Regions from separate parts of the Homo sapiens genome. Here region 1 is linked to region 2. Evidence: chromatin loops called from intact Hi-C (ENCODE). Cell type or tissue: GM12878. All regions are shown on one strand.

Region 1 (8,000 bases), 440 kb after region 2:
CAGTTTGCTTAAAGAATTGTGATTTACAAGAAGGTTTGAGGATTCTACTTTTTAAAGTTCAAATTGCTATTGACCAAAATTAAGGCATATTTACACAATGTCAGACATGAATGATAATTTTGTTTCCACAGAAAATACTTTCAGCCCTTAATTATGTTCTTCAAAACCCTGCTCCTCATCATCACCAAACATTGACTGCCTTCTGTGATTATGCTAGGCAGGAAATGGAAGTGTTGGCCCAGGTCACACAGAGCCTTCTCAAGTCTACATCACTGTTCTCCCCTCTGGGGATATGTCATTTGTCTTGGCGTATTTGTGGCCTGGGTCTTCCTACTTTTCATACATTTTTTCCATAGCCTTTTCCTTTGTTGTTTTTCTTAATTAAGATACAACTTTTTATTTCCATCGTCTTGTTTATAATTATGTACCTTTGTACTATGTCAGAGTACTGCATGGATACGATTGCTTTATACAAATTGTAAGCAATTATTTTTTCCACCTTTAATTAGTCATTTATCCTAACTGCATATGATCATTTTAAAAATCTTTTTCTTTTTTTTCCTTTTTCTATTCTTCCATACCTTTCCATTACATATCTTTCTAAGTTTTTTTTTAACCTCTAGGCATTCTTGATTATCCTAACCACCAAGAATAAAGCTACTTAGTGTACATTCAGACAAATACAGCTAATTGTCCAAATATTCAAATCAGTGCATAGAAGCTGTATTTGTTAAGTGCTACAGCCTTCAAAGTGGAAAATGGAAAATAGATCTCTACCCTTTTTAATACTTTCAAATCTTGAACAGAACTGTGTTAGGCTAAAGAATATAGATTTTTATTTGTTTAAGTATCTGCTGTTGGCCTATAGCCCTTTCTTGCCTTTCTTCTATTATTGCAGGCAAATTTGTCTCATATAAAAGAGTTCTTTTGGGCACTCTGGCACTGGTAAATGGAATATTTTCAAAATTTCAAGTCAGTTGCACTTGTGAAATTTCTTCCTTCTTTGCCTATTACAGCAGTAGCCAATAAAAACTTGATACTTGTTACACAATATTTTCCCAAGTATAAACATGCATCCCGGGTGCAGAATAGACTAGAACACTTTCCAGATAGTTTGTTGCATTAGTGTGATTAAACGAGGTTAAGGAATCAGCACCTCTCTTTTATCTTTATTTGGTTGAGGGCTGACTCAGTTGTTGGAGGAATTACTGTGGCTACTTAAATGGGCAACAATTTCACAAGTTACGTTGTTCTGGAGGTCTGTTAAATCTGTTCCATCTTGGACAGTTCCAACAGCCTCTATGAGCTATATAGAGGTAAAAAGATGATCATGTCAGGTATTAGGAAATAGTCTCTTGGATTTCTTTGGATCTGGGTCCTTTCGTTGGATTCTGAGTTATTGTGAGGCATCTATGTAGTTTTTCTAGAAGTATTCAACCAACTGGAGGATCCTAGAACCAACTATGTTTCCCAGGGATCTCTAGTATTTCTAGCAATGAAAATATTAGACATACCTGGAGAAGATATTGGAGATGCCTGGAGATCACACTCCATCCCATACCCCCCCATATATAGTTTCAGTTTCAAGTGCCATGCGTCAATTAGATTGTAGAGTATGAGTCTAGTCAGTTAGCATCTCTGAGAGATTTTTAAATTAACGCTGTATTGTGTATATGCAGCAAGGGCAGAAGCAACCCTGGTATATAATTTCACATTTAGATTATAAGTAAGATATATTGCAAAACTGTAGTAGGCAGCCAATATGATATACCTGCTTATGTATAGCAGATGACTGAGAAAACTTCAGGTAACCTATTTTAAAAAAAAAAAAAAAAATCAGATTATCACTGCCAATAAAGTGATCCTAGGCCCAGTGCGGTGGCTCACACCTGGAATCCTAGTACATTGGGAGGCTGAGGTGGATGGATCTCCTGAGCTCAGGAGTTCAAGATCAGTTTGGGCAACATGGTGAAACCCCGTCTGTATCAAAAATACAAAAAATTAGCTGATCGTGTTGGCTCGCACCTGTGATCCCAACTACTTGGGAGGCTGAGGTGGGAGAAACAATTGAGCCTGGGAGGCGGAGGTTGCAGTGAGCCAAGATTACGCCACTGCACTCCAGCCTGGGTGACAGAGTGAGACCTATCTCAAAAAATAAAAAAGTGATCCTTGCATAGTTTTAGACAGTTCATCAGAACCATAAAATTGTGTATTTTGTCTAGTCCATCTGTTGTGAAGAATAATATAGACTTACTCCCATGAGGACAGTATAATCAGCTTTGCCATTTAGCGAAAAAGAGTTTTCCTGTCCTCTTGGGGAAGTCCATCTACCTGGTGAGTAATTTCCAACTATTATGGACATTTAGAAGTAGATGAAATATTTTAGACTAGGCACAGTGGCTCACACCTCTAATCCCAGCACTTTGGGAGGCTGAGGTGGGTGGATCACCTGAGGTCAGGAGTTTAAGACCAGCCTGGCCAACATGGTGAAACCATCTCTACTAAATATATATATATATATATATATATATATACACACACACACACACACATATATACACACATACCTACACAAAAATTAGCCAGGCATGGTGGCACGTGCCTGTAATCCCAGCTACTGGGGAGGCTGAGGCAGGAGAATCACTTGAACTCGGGAGGCAAAAGTTGCAGTAAGCTGAGATCGTGCCACTGCACTCCAGCCTGGGTGACAGAGTGAGACTCCATCTCAAAAATAAAAAAAGAAAGAAAAAAGAAATAAATGAAATATTTTAAATAGTTCTTATGTTTGACCTACCTTCCGCTATAAAAACTAGTATAGCTTTATGCCAAATAGATTAGTGCTCATTTTGGAAACACCAAAGTTTCAGGGCTTTCTTTAGAGCCACTAGCCTGGATAACTGATCCAGCACAAAATTGTCTTGTCCAGCCTTTATTAAAATTCAACACAGTATTTTCACTCTTGGAGGGGCCTAACACTATCATGTTGCCCTGATTTGTGCCTAACGCTCATTCATAAAATGATCCTGACTTAAAGTGGTATGTTTGGTGCTTTCTTTTTCTGTTTGCTTTTTAAATCCTTTCTAAATGGCGGCCCATTTCATTTACATCTCTCATTTCCCCTGAAGTCTTTGAAGCCTTTTTTGTAATGTGCCTTTAACAAATAAGTCTCTCTTTTTTCTCCAGCAGTGTGAGGCTTCTCAAATATTTGTGTTATGAGTTATGGACAAGGCATTTCCTGATCTGTTTCCTTAAAAAATCCATTTTTTAAGACAACCTATAGCATTTAAGATTGAAATCCAAACTGTGGGAGTTTACCTGAAGCTGCAAGCTTTCAAACTGCTAATTTTGTGGTATTGGTAGAGCCATGAAAGTGGAAGTGAAATCTTTTTAATTAATTTTCTTTGCAGTTGAAAATGGCCCATGTTTTAGCTGGTAGCAATGTAAGTTTACATATGAGCCAACTAAGCTGGTTCATTATTCTCTTCAGTTGTTTGAAAGTTGGCAGCCATCATCACAACAGCAGCTGGATACAAGATAACCTAGCAGTGTTGGCACATGTTGAGGCATATGGGAATTTATTAAATCATGCAACCTTTGCAAAGAAGAGCGTCTAAATGACTTAATATACTAATTTAAAACAGCTGGCCATGAGCAATCATATGACTTAAATTATTCTATTCAGATTTATTAATCCAATTGAACATTAACTGAGTAATTTGATGTTTTTATCTAAATGGATAAGATGATTTTTTGAAGTATAAAATGGGATTTGTAGGGATAGGGGAAGAAACTATATAGAACAAAGCAAGCGGTGCAATTCTGGTTTTAGAAATAATCTGTGTTTGGCTGGGTGCAGTGGCTGACACCTGTAATCCCAATACTTTGGGAGGCTGAGGTAGGAGGATCACTTGAGCCCAGGAGTTCCAGACCAGCCTGTGAGACCGTATCTCTACAAAAAAATAAAAATAAAAAAACTAGCTGAGCATGCTGATGTACACCTGTAGTCTCAACTACTAGGGAGGCTGAGGCAGGAGGATCACTGGAGCCTGGAAGTTGGAAGTTACAATGAGCTATGATCATGCTGCTGCACTCCAGCCTGCGTGACAGAGCAAGATCCTGTCTTTCAAAAAAAATTTGTCTTTGTATTTTAAAATATGTATCTTATATATTTTACTATCATTCATTGTCACATAACTGATGTTTCTGTTATCTTTTAAACTTATTACTGAGATGTTTTTTAAAGTATAAAACATGAATGATTCTTTTTTCTTTTTTCATGTGTTTTTGAGAGAGTTACTTCCCAATTCAATGATTTTTGTACTGCGTTATGTTGGGGATGATATAATTAGGGTTCCCAGGGCCTTGAGGCATTAGACAATTACTTTAATTGGGCCTCTATCATTTGAGCAGCAGTGAATGTATAGTCACTCCCCAACATAAACCATGCATTAACATATATTCAAAAAATGACAACATGCGCAGTTCTTAAGCATATGTTTTAATGCTAAGTAAAAGAATCTTTAAGTCCTCAAGTTCACACATTAAAATGTGAAAGAAACATGTAAGAATATCCTACGGATAGATATTTAGGAAATGAAACAGTTTATATATTAAAAGACCTAACTCTTTAGACAGAGTATTTTGTTAGAAGTCCAGTAGCTTTTTAGTTTATGTTAACTAGACCTTAAATAGTTAACATCTCTATCTTTCTCACTTGGTAAATACAATTTGAATGAATTAATAAACGGTTTTGTTTTTACCTGCAAGTTGCATGGATCTAACGTTAAGTTGCATCTTACTGTGGCGTCTCCATGTTGATTTTTAATCCCATGATATTGTTCATTTTAGAATTTGCCATTATCATTTCTTAAGGTACTGTGCACTTCAGGGTTAATTTCCCTTGTTGCTTATAGAATATTAACCATTTTAGCACTGTGATATTTATTATTATTCCCGTAAGTTCACTATACCCAGAGATTGCCCAGTGAAATACCACAGCTAATAAGCAATGAGCACTCATGGGTAAAGGGGAATCTTTTGCAGGGCGAGGAGAGAACAAACTAGAGGGGAAGTAGCAGACTTGCAGAGGAAGTTTCATTCTGTGATCTCTCCGCTGTATACTCATTCAATGGAAGGGGCACAAGGGCATAAAGCCAGTATTACTTGGCTTTATGGCAGGATGATGACTGTGAGTGAGTCATTGAGCTAACTTATATCATCCAGCCCATCCTATGACCTACTTTTCCAGTCTATCTGCAAAAAGGATGCTAAATTATTAACATCCTGAGTAATTTTTCTTTCCTATCATTAGTCCTGGTCATTCATGTGTGCTTATTGGAACACAATCTGATAAAGCTATGTTACATTAAATTAGTATTTTATTCTGCCTTATTCATCTAGTTTTAGTCCTAGTGGCTTGGAAACATAAGTAGAATATTTATCAGAAGAAAAGAAAATAAATGCAAAAGAAAAAAAAAGAATGATTCAGCAAGGATTAGATAATTATATTTTCTTCCAGATGCATTCCCAGATGTGTTTCTGTTCACTAAGTAACCACCTCCAAAATACTTTAGGCAAAATGCTTCCCTGAAAAATGTTTTCTGGCTTTATGTCATCATTTCTAGTATCTTTAGCTAAGTTGTTATTTTGGGTAGCACTAAGGTCGTGTTCACTGTTTTTATCTTTTGCCAAATTTCTTTCTGAGGTAGTGAAGTTCTTTTCCCTTCTCTCCATTGCTACTTTTAGAACTTTTCTAATGAATACATATATATCATTGGATCAGTTATTTAGCAGAAAAACATATTTACTTTTTTTTCCTTCTCCAGTGTGTTGTTATATTTAGAAGATTATATGCTAAATAGATTATGACACAATGTGCTAAATACCGTAGGATTCTGGGACTACCCCAAATTCGATTCACTGGTTTGAAGGCAACTGTTACTTTATGTTGACTTGCTTTCCATTTCCTTGTAGTCTGGTCAAGAAAGGAACCTCATTTTTCCTAAACTTCATTCACTTTATATCCTTCCTTTACAATATGATTATGTTATTCCTTTCAGAAATCATCGTCTCTTAATCTCTTGTGCATTTTTCCTGCCTCAGTGGTATATCATAAACATAAAGGTCCAATCACATATACATGAAGTAGTAGAATAATAACGTTTTTCTTTTTTTGACAGAGTGCTTTCATATTCCACAGAGCTTGCATATTAACTCATTATGTTACCAAAACTTAGCAAAGTACATAGGGTTAGTATTTTTAATTTGCATTTTATAAAACAAATGTCAGGGTTCGGAATGGTTAGAAAGAGTTGTTGAGGCCAGGCATGGTGGCTCATGCCTGTAATCCCAGCACTTTCAGAGGCTGAGGCAGACAGATTGCTTGAGTCCAGGAGTTCAAGAACAGCCTGGACAACATAGCAAAACCCCATCTCTACAAAAATTAGCCAGGTGTGGTGGCACTCGCCTGTAGTCGCAGCTACTTGGGAGGCTGAGGTGGGAGGATCCTGGGAGGCACTCGCCTATAGTCCCAAGTAGTCGCAGCTACTTGGGAGGCTGAGGTTGAGCCTGGGAGGCAGAGGCTACCATGAGCCGAGATCACACCACTGCATTCCAGCCTGGGCAACAGAGCAAGACCCTGTCTCAAAAAAAAAAAAAAAAAAAAAAAAAAAGCCCACAATGAATTAATGCATACTGGAACTATATACCCTCAGTTTCTACTGTGGTTCTTTTTACCAGTTCCAATAGCATATATTAATTAAATGATTTCTATTTTTATCGGTTATGTGTCCAGACTAGTAATAAATGCAATGGTAAGTATACCGATAATACTTAACATGATAATCATAATAAAACAATTATCTAATATTTTTGGGTGTTTACTTTCATGCCAAGCACTACTGTTAAAGCATTGTATGTCTTAGATTGTTTAATCCTCAAGGCCCAAAGATGTTAAGTAATTTGCCCAAAGTCATGCAGTTAGTGATAGAACCTTGATAGAATCCAGGCCAGGGGATTACCCAGCCAGTGCTCTTATCCATAGTGTTGTACTGCTGGTCTAATCTAAGGCATTTTCCTCTAGCACTGGAGACAATAAAGTGGATTCAGCAAATATTGAGGAGAAGAAATTTACAATGTACACTTAGAAGAGAAGATGAGGAAGGCATGCATGGGTGTCAAAAGTAGCTCCTTGGTATCTTAAGTAAGGCATAATAATAGAAAATCATATAGTTAACCCAGATAGGGAAATGAGAAGGAGGAGGAGTTTAGGTAGGAAAGATGAGTTTGATGTTAGACATGCTGAATTTGCAGTGACTGCCTGGAAAATCTAGGATAGAGCCCCCCTTAGGCTGTAGAAAATGTGGGTCAGGAGCCAAAAAGAAAGATGAGGGTCTAGAGATAAATGCTTGGGAGTAATCAGCATTTGAGTAGTAGATGAAGTTATAGGTAATGAGATCATCCAGAAGGAAAAATGGAAGGGTAAGAACAGAAGTCTAGGGAACACCAATATTTCAGTAATAATGGGAAAGGAAAAAGGATTCTGTGGCAGGTTAAAAAGGCAGGGTCAGGCCCGTGGAGGTGGAGACCCAGGAGGAAATAATACCACGGAAGCCAAGAGACAATACAGTTGTAGGAAAAGGAAGGGAAGAAGGGCCAAGTGTTATTGAGAGTTGCCTCTTATAAGCAAGCACTGGGCTGGGGGCTCTGGAGAATATGAAAAAACAAAAAATATTGTTAGATTGCTTTCTTTTCCAAATTTCATGAGTATTCAAAAGCTATTGAGTTGTACTAACGTCTAAAGTTAGAAATCTTCATGGTCCTTTTTTGACTGCAGCATCCCCAGTTCCTTGCACAGTGCTTGGTTTGTCCTCCTTGACACCCCCACAACTCTGCACCGTATATATGGCAGGAAGGGACTCAAGAGTAAGAAGCAGGGATAATACGTGTCTGTTGAATGAATGGCACTTAACTCTGGAACTAACAAGAGTAAGGCTTAGAGC
Region 2 (8,000 bases):
TTTGGCCTTCAATTTAAAATTGTCATGTGTTTGGATTAAAGACATGATGTATTTTTAGCTATTGGGCAAGAGATGGCAATATTGCATTACATGATCACTGCAGTTACACTATTATAAATGAAAGTGAATTTCATGTTACAAATGTTCTTCTAATGCAATTATTAGGCGTCATTAAATTAGTTTACACTTTATTTCTTCTGATTGATTTTTTAAAAAACTTTTTAGCAGTATTTATATAAAAATTGGACAAATTGACCCTTTCAGAGGCAGTATGACCCTTTCAGAGGCAGTATGATCTTGTGCAGATACCCGTCTGCAATATGTGTGCTGAACAGATGTGAAAATTATTTAGTCACTGGCTTACTGCTTGACACCTTCATTGCTCTGTTGCCCTGACTGTGCTTGTCCTAGAATCTGGTTGTTGTCCTCTTTGTCCATAGGAGCATATGAAGGTGGGAGTTTTTGAATTTGAGGACAAACATTTGTTACCTTTAATACTACATTGCTTTCATACTCACTAAAAACTAACCTTTGCATAGTATGCAACTTGTATAGCTTATTAATCTTCAAGTCTATTAACATATAATATGGTTAAAGAGGCTTAATAATAAAACAGAATGTAGTAAACTACTGCATTTAAAAATTTCCCACCAATTCCTACTTTACCAGCATATGTTTGATGGTTAAGGGGGAAGTGATTTGAATATCTCAGGATTTGCAGAGACTTTGCTTTTACCTCTTCTTTCATTGTAGCTTGGTCATTCTCAAATTTGAGTTTCTAAGGACTTTTAAAGTGTTACGTATGCTAATCCATGTATACATTATTTTTATGATTGATTAAGGACTTTTTTGGGAAGAGTTGTGGCTATACATGATTTTTACCTAATCTAATCATTTTAGATTCAAACTCCTTGCATAAAATGTAGCTCTGCTTAGCACTGCTGCCATTAGCTTATTTCTGCTGGCTTAGAGTGACGTCTCGGCTAGTTCCTGTGTTAAGATAATTTAACTGGTTTACATTTTCTTTTTTATGATGTGTGAGTTCTTTCTGTCTTTCTCATCTTTACCTTTGACATGTCAGAGACACTGTTGCTTAGTTATTAAGAACAGACTGTCAGCCGGGCGCAGTGGCTCATGCTTGTAATCCCAGCACTTTGGGAGCCCGAGAGGGGCGGATCACCTGAGGTCAGGAGTTCGAGACCAGCCTGGCCAACATGGCGAAACCCCATCTCTACTAAAAATAAAAAAATTAGCTGGGCTTGGTGGTGCGTGCCTGTAATTCCAGCTACTGAGGAGGCTGAGGCATGAGAATCGCTTGAACCCAGGAAGTGGAGATTGCAGTGAGCTGAGATCACAACACTGCACTCCAGCCTGGGCGACAGAGCAAGACCATCTCAAAAAAGAAAAAAAAAAAAAAAAAAAAAAAAAGAACAGACTGTAGCCAGCTCTTAATATTAAGCCAGACTGTAAAACCAACTACCACCATTTATTAGCTATATAACTTTGATAATATCTCTGTGTCTTAGCATCCTTATTAAATGAAGATGGCAGTGGTAGTCCTTTCTGAAGATTAAATGAATCAGTATATGTAAAGTGGTCAACTTTGTATTTTAGTATTATAATAATTATTAGATATGATACCTGGCACAAAGTAGTAATTCAGGTGTTTTTTTGTGTGCATTAGTGAACAAGTAAAAACAAGTATATTTCTTGAATATAATGTATAGAAGTAATTTTATTCTTTTTATCTTTAAGTTAGAAGAAAAATTAAAGTATATTCCAAAGGTTAGATAAATGCAGTGTGTATGGGAATCCCTTGAGTTTTTCAGTAAAATTCTATTTGGGTGGCTGTCAAGTCCAGTCTGCATAGTCTTGACATGTCTTGGATAAGATCCTTATACTATCACTTTTCCTGTCATGGACACTACAAATTATATTGAATCAGAAATCTAATTTAATCCATTCTTATTCAATTGGAAGCAGTAATTGCTTTCAATTTAATGGGATTGGATTCAGTATTAGAAATTTTGATGTTCCTTCAAACTTAATACAGTATGGTTATATATATTTCCATTTATTTGTGTGTGTTCCTGTGCCCTCGCAGAGAGATTATCTTGGAGTATTACTTGTATTCACTTGAGTTATTTGCAACGGTTGGTAAAGAGGCATATTGTAAGGGTGGGAATGAGAGTGGCATTCTCTTTGTTTTTTTTCTTTTCTACCCATGGAATAATGAAGAGAGAAATAATAAGGGCCTTCAAAATGGGATTTCCATCCACTCAGAAATAAGGAAAGGAAATTTAGAGTCTCTGGAGAAGATCTGGAATGCTATTTACTCTTGAGGGTAGACAGCATCCAGCCCTACTAAAGATGAAAAAAGGAGAGCCTGGGGATGAAATTAAATCCATCAAAAAATTCACTGTTGGTCAGGCCTGGTGGCTCACGCCTGTAATCCCAGGCTGAGGTGGGCGGATCACTTGAGGTTAGGAGTTCCAGAAGAGCCTGACCAACATGGTGAAACCTCGTCCCTACTGAAAATACAAAAAAAATTAATCGGCTATGGTGGTGGGCGCCTGTAATCCCAGCTACTCGGGAGGCTGAGGCAGAAGAATTGCTTTGACCTGGAAGGTGGAGGCTGCAGTGAGCCAAGATCATGCCACTACACTCCAGCCTGGGCAATAGAGTGAGACTCCATCTTAAAAAAAAAAAAAAATTCATTGTTAGCATGTTATTTCAATCTTTCCCGGCAAATCATACTTAGAGACAGCTAAGTTTATCAATTCTCATGTCCTATACGGTGCTTTTTCTTGAATATACGGTAGACAAGAGGTAAGGCCTAATGGGTGAAGTAACTACATTTCTGAGTTAGTGTCTAATTGTTTTTGATCACCTAGTTCCATTTGACAGAAGATGTAGTGCTTATGGCTCATCCCATTGACTCTTTCTCTGCTTTCACTCCTTCAGCAGTGTTTTCAGTAGCCTTTTTGGTGATCTTATTGACTTGTCTTTTTTCTGATGTTCTTTTTAATTGAATTGCTATATGATATAAGATGGAATGATTGTGTTTTAACCATGATCTTCAAGTCTGCTGTGTAAAGAACTAATGATTGCAGTTTGAGTAAAATTCTTAGTAACAAGTGAATCAAAGATAAAGATAGATCATTGAGAATATTTTTTTTCTCTCCATGAGGAAGTTCATTATTAGCTAGCTTACAAAAATGAAGGAATTGTGAGAGTGTTCTGGAATAAATGTTATGGCTTAATAAAACTATTCAGAAAATCACTGAACAATACAAAAGTGGAAGACATTGAAAATGGTATATGGACACATCTAAGATCAAAATTAAGCCAGAGAAGCTTTAGGGAGAGTATTTGAAGCTTATCATTTCCATTTGTAACGGCTTTTTATATTGTGGTGTAAAATCATGTGCAAGCCATAAACAAGGGCTTTTAAAAATATTTTTGTTAATTTTTTTTTAGTTTTATAGAGATGGTGTCTCACTGTGTTGCCCAGTCTGGTCTTGAACTCCTGACCTCAACTGATCCTCCCATCTCAAATTCCCTAGTCACTGGGATTACAGGCATGAGCCACCACACCTAGCCAACGAGGGCTTTTTTTTTTTCTCATTAACATAGAGATATGAAGAATACTATATTGGATTAAAAGTTTTTGCATTTGTGAAGTGTAAGCAGCTGTGTGAATGTAGTCAATGTGTATTCTTCATTTAATAAACATAAGTATCTTTTCCTTTCCAAATTATACAAAAAATACTAAAAGCAATCAAACGATTTTTACAGAATCTTAACTAATATAAAAATTTGTTCATTGCTTATAATACAGAATAATTATATAACTTGGCTCATTATCTAAGCTTAATGAATTAATGTTGGAATGTAAAAACGAGCAATTTTAAGCCAGCGATGGCTCAATCATTTTTAACTGAGGGATTTTGGGATCAATTACTAAAATGTTCTGAGCCTCAGTGTCTTTAAAATGTAATGATGCTCTATTAATCTCATGAAATTGAAGTGAAAACAAATGTGAGGTAATATGTTTTTGGAAATATTTATAAGTTTAAAAATAGCCTGCTTGGTACTTGTGCCTGTAATGCTAGCTACTCAGGAGGCTGAGACAGGTGAATTACCTGAGGCCAGGAATTTGAGTCTGTCCTGTGCAACATAGCAAGACCCCATCTCCAAAAAAGCTAATATATTTATAAAGCTTAAATGTTATAAAATGATAAACTGATGGTTTTTGAATTCTTTGCTCTACTCACCTTTCATCTGTTAAAGATGTTTTTGTACAATTTAGCTCAGTTCCTAAATATACCAAAAGATGGCACTGTTTACCTATGTTTAATATTTTAATTTGCATTTTTTGATGAAAAAGTGTGTTGAATGTTTTATCTACAAATGTTTTAAATTGAGGTTATTTTTTTACATTTAATTTTCTGTTTTGTAAATGGATCTTTAATTCATGTAAAGTTTACTAGGACCAGGTTTCATTTTTATTTTGAAATGGTTTGGAAATTCAGATATTTAACAATCATTTTGTAGATATAAACTCCTGTGTGATCCATTGTAATTAATGATAAAACCTTGTATTAATGTGACAGCTAATGTTTCATGGAAAACCTAGTTGCTTTTGTATAACAAAAACCATTAAATTTTTTAAGCCTCTGAAAACAGTCCAGTGATTAAAACATGACAGCCACAAATAAATTATTTATGTGGCTTTTAGGTCACACTGCCCAGGTTTATTCATTTTAGAAAGTTATTTTATCTTAAAAGTACCTTTGAAAATGTAGCAAAACCTTTCATTGCTTGAATTTCCTACTCACAGTTGTGTGATGAGAGGAGAATCTAGGTCCAGGTCCTGCGAAGAGCTTCTCTGGGTGAGAAATGCAAAAATTAGATAATATGAATTTGACTTGAAGTGAGGGTTATTTATATAGCAGGATGTGGTGAATACACTTCCCATACAGTTAGACGGAAACCTCCTGATTGTTCATTTATACAGCCTATTACATCCAATGTAGTTTATGACCTAGAAAGAGAATACAAGTAGGATATTTTTTTATCCCATCAAAGCTATCTATATATATATATATTTTTAAATGAACAGCATTTGTCAGTGATTTTTACAGGGGTGAAAAAGCACAAGACAGTTCCATTACTATTATAAAATGTTTTACTTTTGTTGTGGGGGTAAGTTTAGAAGTCCAAGATATAATAATTTCAGATGTGCTTCTACTGTTTCCTTTACTTAAAAGTAGGGACTATTTTGAGGCAATATAATTTGTATGTTTCAGTTTTTATTTCTCTCTGAAAATCACTTTTTAGGGTACCATGCCTTGGAAAGAAAGTTTACATTTTTTTCCGTTAAAAACCCATCCTCCTAACTCTGAAATGACTGTCTCAGTTACTAAATGTATATAGCTTGGGGGAAGTGAAGGCACAGTTGGCAGTTAGAGGTTTGTTTTTATGTTCATGGGAGTATATGTGCTTATATTTAAATGTTCACTCTTCTAGCAGGGTTTGTTGATGTTAGTAATATGCTACATATGCGATTTGTCTGAATTGTTTAAAAATGCATAATTACAGGAGGATTTGATTATTCAGCAACAGTTCCAGTAGCTAAAGACTATCATATAGATATTTTCTTCCAGTATTTGACAGTGGTTCTGTGAGCTATGAGTAGCATAAAAAATAAAAAGAAGATACTGTGACTCTTTAATACCCTAGAGGCCGTAGTCTTAGGATATTCTTACTGTAGAGATGAAAAAACAGGGCTTCATTAACAAACTGAACTGCTATTTCACCTCTTTTAGTAGATGTGTAATTCTGTGGGTTTGGTAAATAACAAAGGCTTTTTTCCTAAATGATTTAATGCTTTCAGATTTTTGTGGGAAAATTAGAAAAAGCAAAAATGCACTCAGTGATTTTTTTTTTAAACCCCTTTGTTTCTGGACAAATGGACAAAGATAGTTAAGTGTCCCAAAAATGGTTTTAACAGGCTTCCCTCTCCAACCCCATACATACCCTGGCTGTCCATAATTCCAATTTTGGGTAGGTAGTAAAATGTGATATTAGACTACGAGTATTTTCCCTCCAAATAATACTTGTGATTAAAAGAAATGCAATCAAATAGCATTATATATTCGTTATGAAAGAAAGATCTGTCATGCAGATTTTGCCTGGTTCCTTTAGATGCCTTGTAATAATGTGCTAATTTATGCTGATGATCTTGCCTCATGACCCTTCTGTGTGGCCTAGATATGTTAATATGTTATAGCTTTTTAATTTCGATCCTCTGTGTTGGTTGAATATGCTTGTTAGTCCATAGTGCCACTCACTAGTCTGTGTCAAGAACTGAAAAAGAACAAGAAAAATGTATCTCAGAATCAATTTCTTTAAGCATGTATCAGTAATGGAGGAAATTATAAAATATACATAATTTTAATAGGACTTTATGTCTGAACATTCATTGAAAATAGTAAGCACTCTAAGTACTGTAAGCTTTTAATTAGGAAAGAGAGTTGGGTCATTGGTTTTATTAAGCAAGGGCTTATTAACATCTTTTGATTTTTTTTCTTGATTTTTGTTTAATATCAGTGAGAAAATATTACAAGAATGAAAACTAGACATCACTGGCAGTTTTTACTTTATTGCATCCATTTTTCTGTTCCCTAAACCTTGAGGGTTATGCATCTAAAGATTCCCATGGTAGGAAAATACTGTATGTGGTTCATAAATTCATGACCTTAAGGTAGCAGAGACCAAGGCCTAAAATAGATGGGAGAACTCAACTGTTTAAAAAAATTTGTTAAAATAAAAATTCCATAGAAGGAAAACAATTTATGTACCTTAAATATAATTCATCTTTATTATCTTTCCTCATCTACAGAAGCTTCTCCTTATTACTTATTTGTGTTCTTTCTACAGAGAATATACTAGGAGGGGTATTTTTCCTTATTTTTAGCTCTTGATCTGAAAGTGTAATGTTCTTTTCGCTTTGTCTTGAAATTGTTGCCTCCCCATTTTTGGGTCTCATCTGGATCTGAAAGACATTGACTGACTCAAATATCCGAAAAACTTGGTAACTTTCAAATTGGTATACGTGGCATAATTAAGAATATGTTGGTGCAAAAGTAATCGTGGTCTTTGCCATTGAAAGTAATGGCAAAGACCACGATTACTTTTGCACCAGCCTGTATTTCACAAACGTCTCTGTGCCTGTGATTACTTCTCTCTAAAATGGTTTATGGAGTAGTTGTTATGATTAATAAATGGTTGATAAATACTAGCTATTATGGTATTAAGCATTAATAAGGAAAATTCACTATTACATGTAAATGTTTTGAGTCCCTGAAATTAACTGGCAACTTAATGAAATTTGATTTAAGCACACATTTAGTCCATTTCAATCTATTTAAACGTGTTTCTCTCTTGCACATCTTTTTCTGATGGAGAGCGTGAGTTAGGAAATGAGCCAAAATAGGATATATAATGGATAGCCTCTTTTGGTAGCCAGTCAGACAGAATGGGGTGATGTCTTCATAGAAGGAATATGGAATTAGGAGTTGGAAGATTTGGGGTCTTGCTCCAAAGATCACTTTGATTGTTGGTGAACTTATTTATCTAGTCTCAGCTTTTTAATTAATTAATTAATTAATTATTTTAATTTAGAGACGAGGTTTTACTTTGTGGCCCAGGCTGGAGTGCAGTGGCATGATCATAGCTCACTGCTACTTTGAATTCCCAGGCTCAAGAGATCCTCCTGCCTCAGCCTCCTGAGTAGCTGGGACTACAGGTGTGCACCACCATGCCCAGCAAATTTTTTTTTTTTTGAGACGGAGTCTCCCTCTGTCGCCCAGGCTGGAGTGCAGTGGCGCGATCTCGGCTCACTGCAAGCTCCTCCTCCCGGGTTCACGCCATTCTCTCACCTCAGCCTCCTAAGTAGCTGGGACCACAGGCGCCTGCCACCACGCCCGGCTAAT

The links. Hi-C counts contacts between places; a loop is a spot of excess contacts. Peaks named below come from ENCODE experiments on the same cell type or tissue, not always from the same donor. Only the 100,000 strongest peaks of a DNase experiment are listed, where the experiment ranks them.
Region 1: it touches region 2 in a loop (3-fold over the local background); 4 of 110 quality-filtered maps call a loop at or near these places.

Annotation. Positions count from the first base shown.
Region 1 is chr6:21,000,839-21,008,838 of GRCh38, forward strand. The region is part of intron 11 of CDKAL1 (CDKAL1 threonylcarbamoyladenosine tRNA methylthiotransferase); the gene reads left to right. Among named protein-coding and RNA genes, the nearest start is that of CDKAL1, 470 kb to the left of the region's middle. In GM12878, no CTCF peak of the experiment used is centred here; DNase peaks (open chromatin) are centred at 3,273 and 5,101; H3K4me3 peaks cover 800 bases; H3K27ac peaks cover 1,561 bases.
Region 2 is chr6:20,560,044-20,568,043 of GRCh38, forward strand. The region is part of intron 4 of CDKAL1 (CDKAL1 threonylcarbamoyladenosine tRNA methylthiotransferase); the gene reads left to right. Among named protein-coding and RNA genes, the nearest start is that of CDKAL1, 30 kb to the left of the region's middle. In GM12878, no CTCF peak of the experiment used is centred here; a DNase peak (open chromatin) is centred at 4,906; H3K27ac peaks cover 1,055 bases.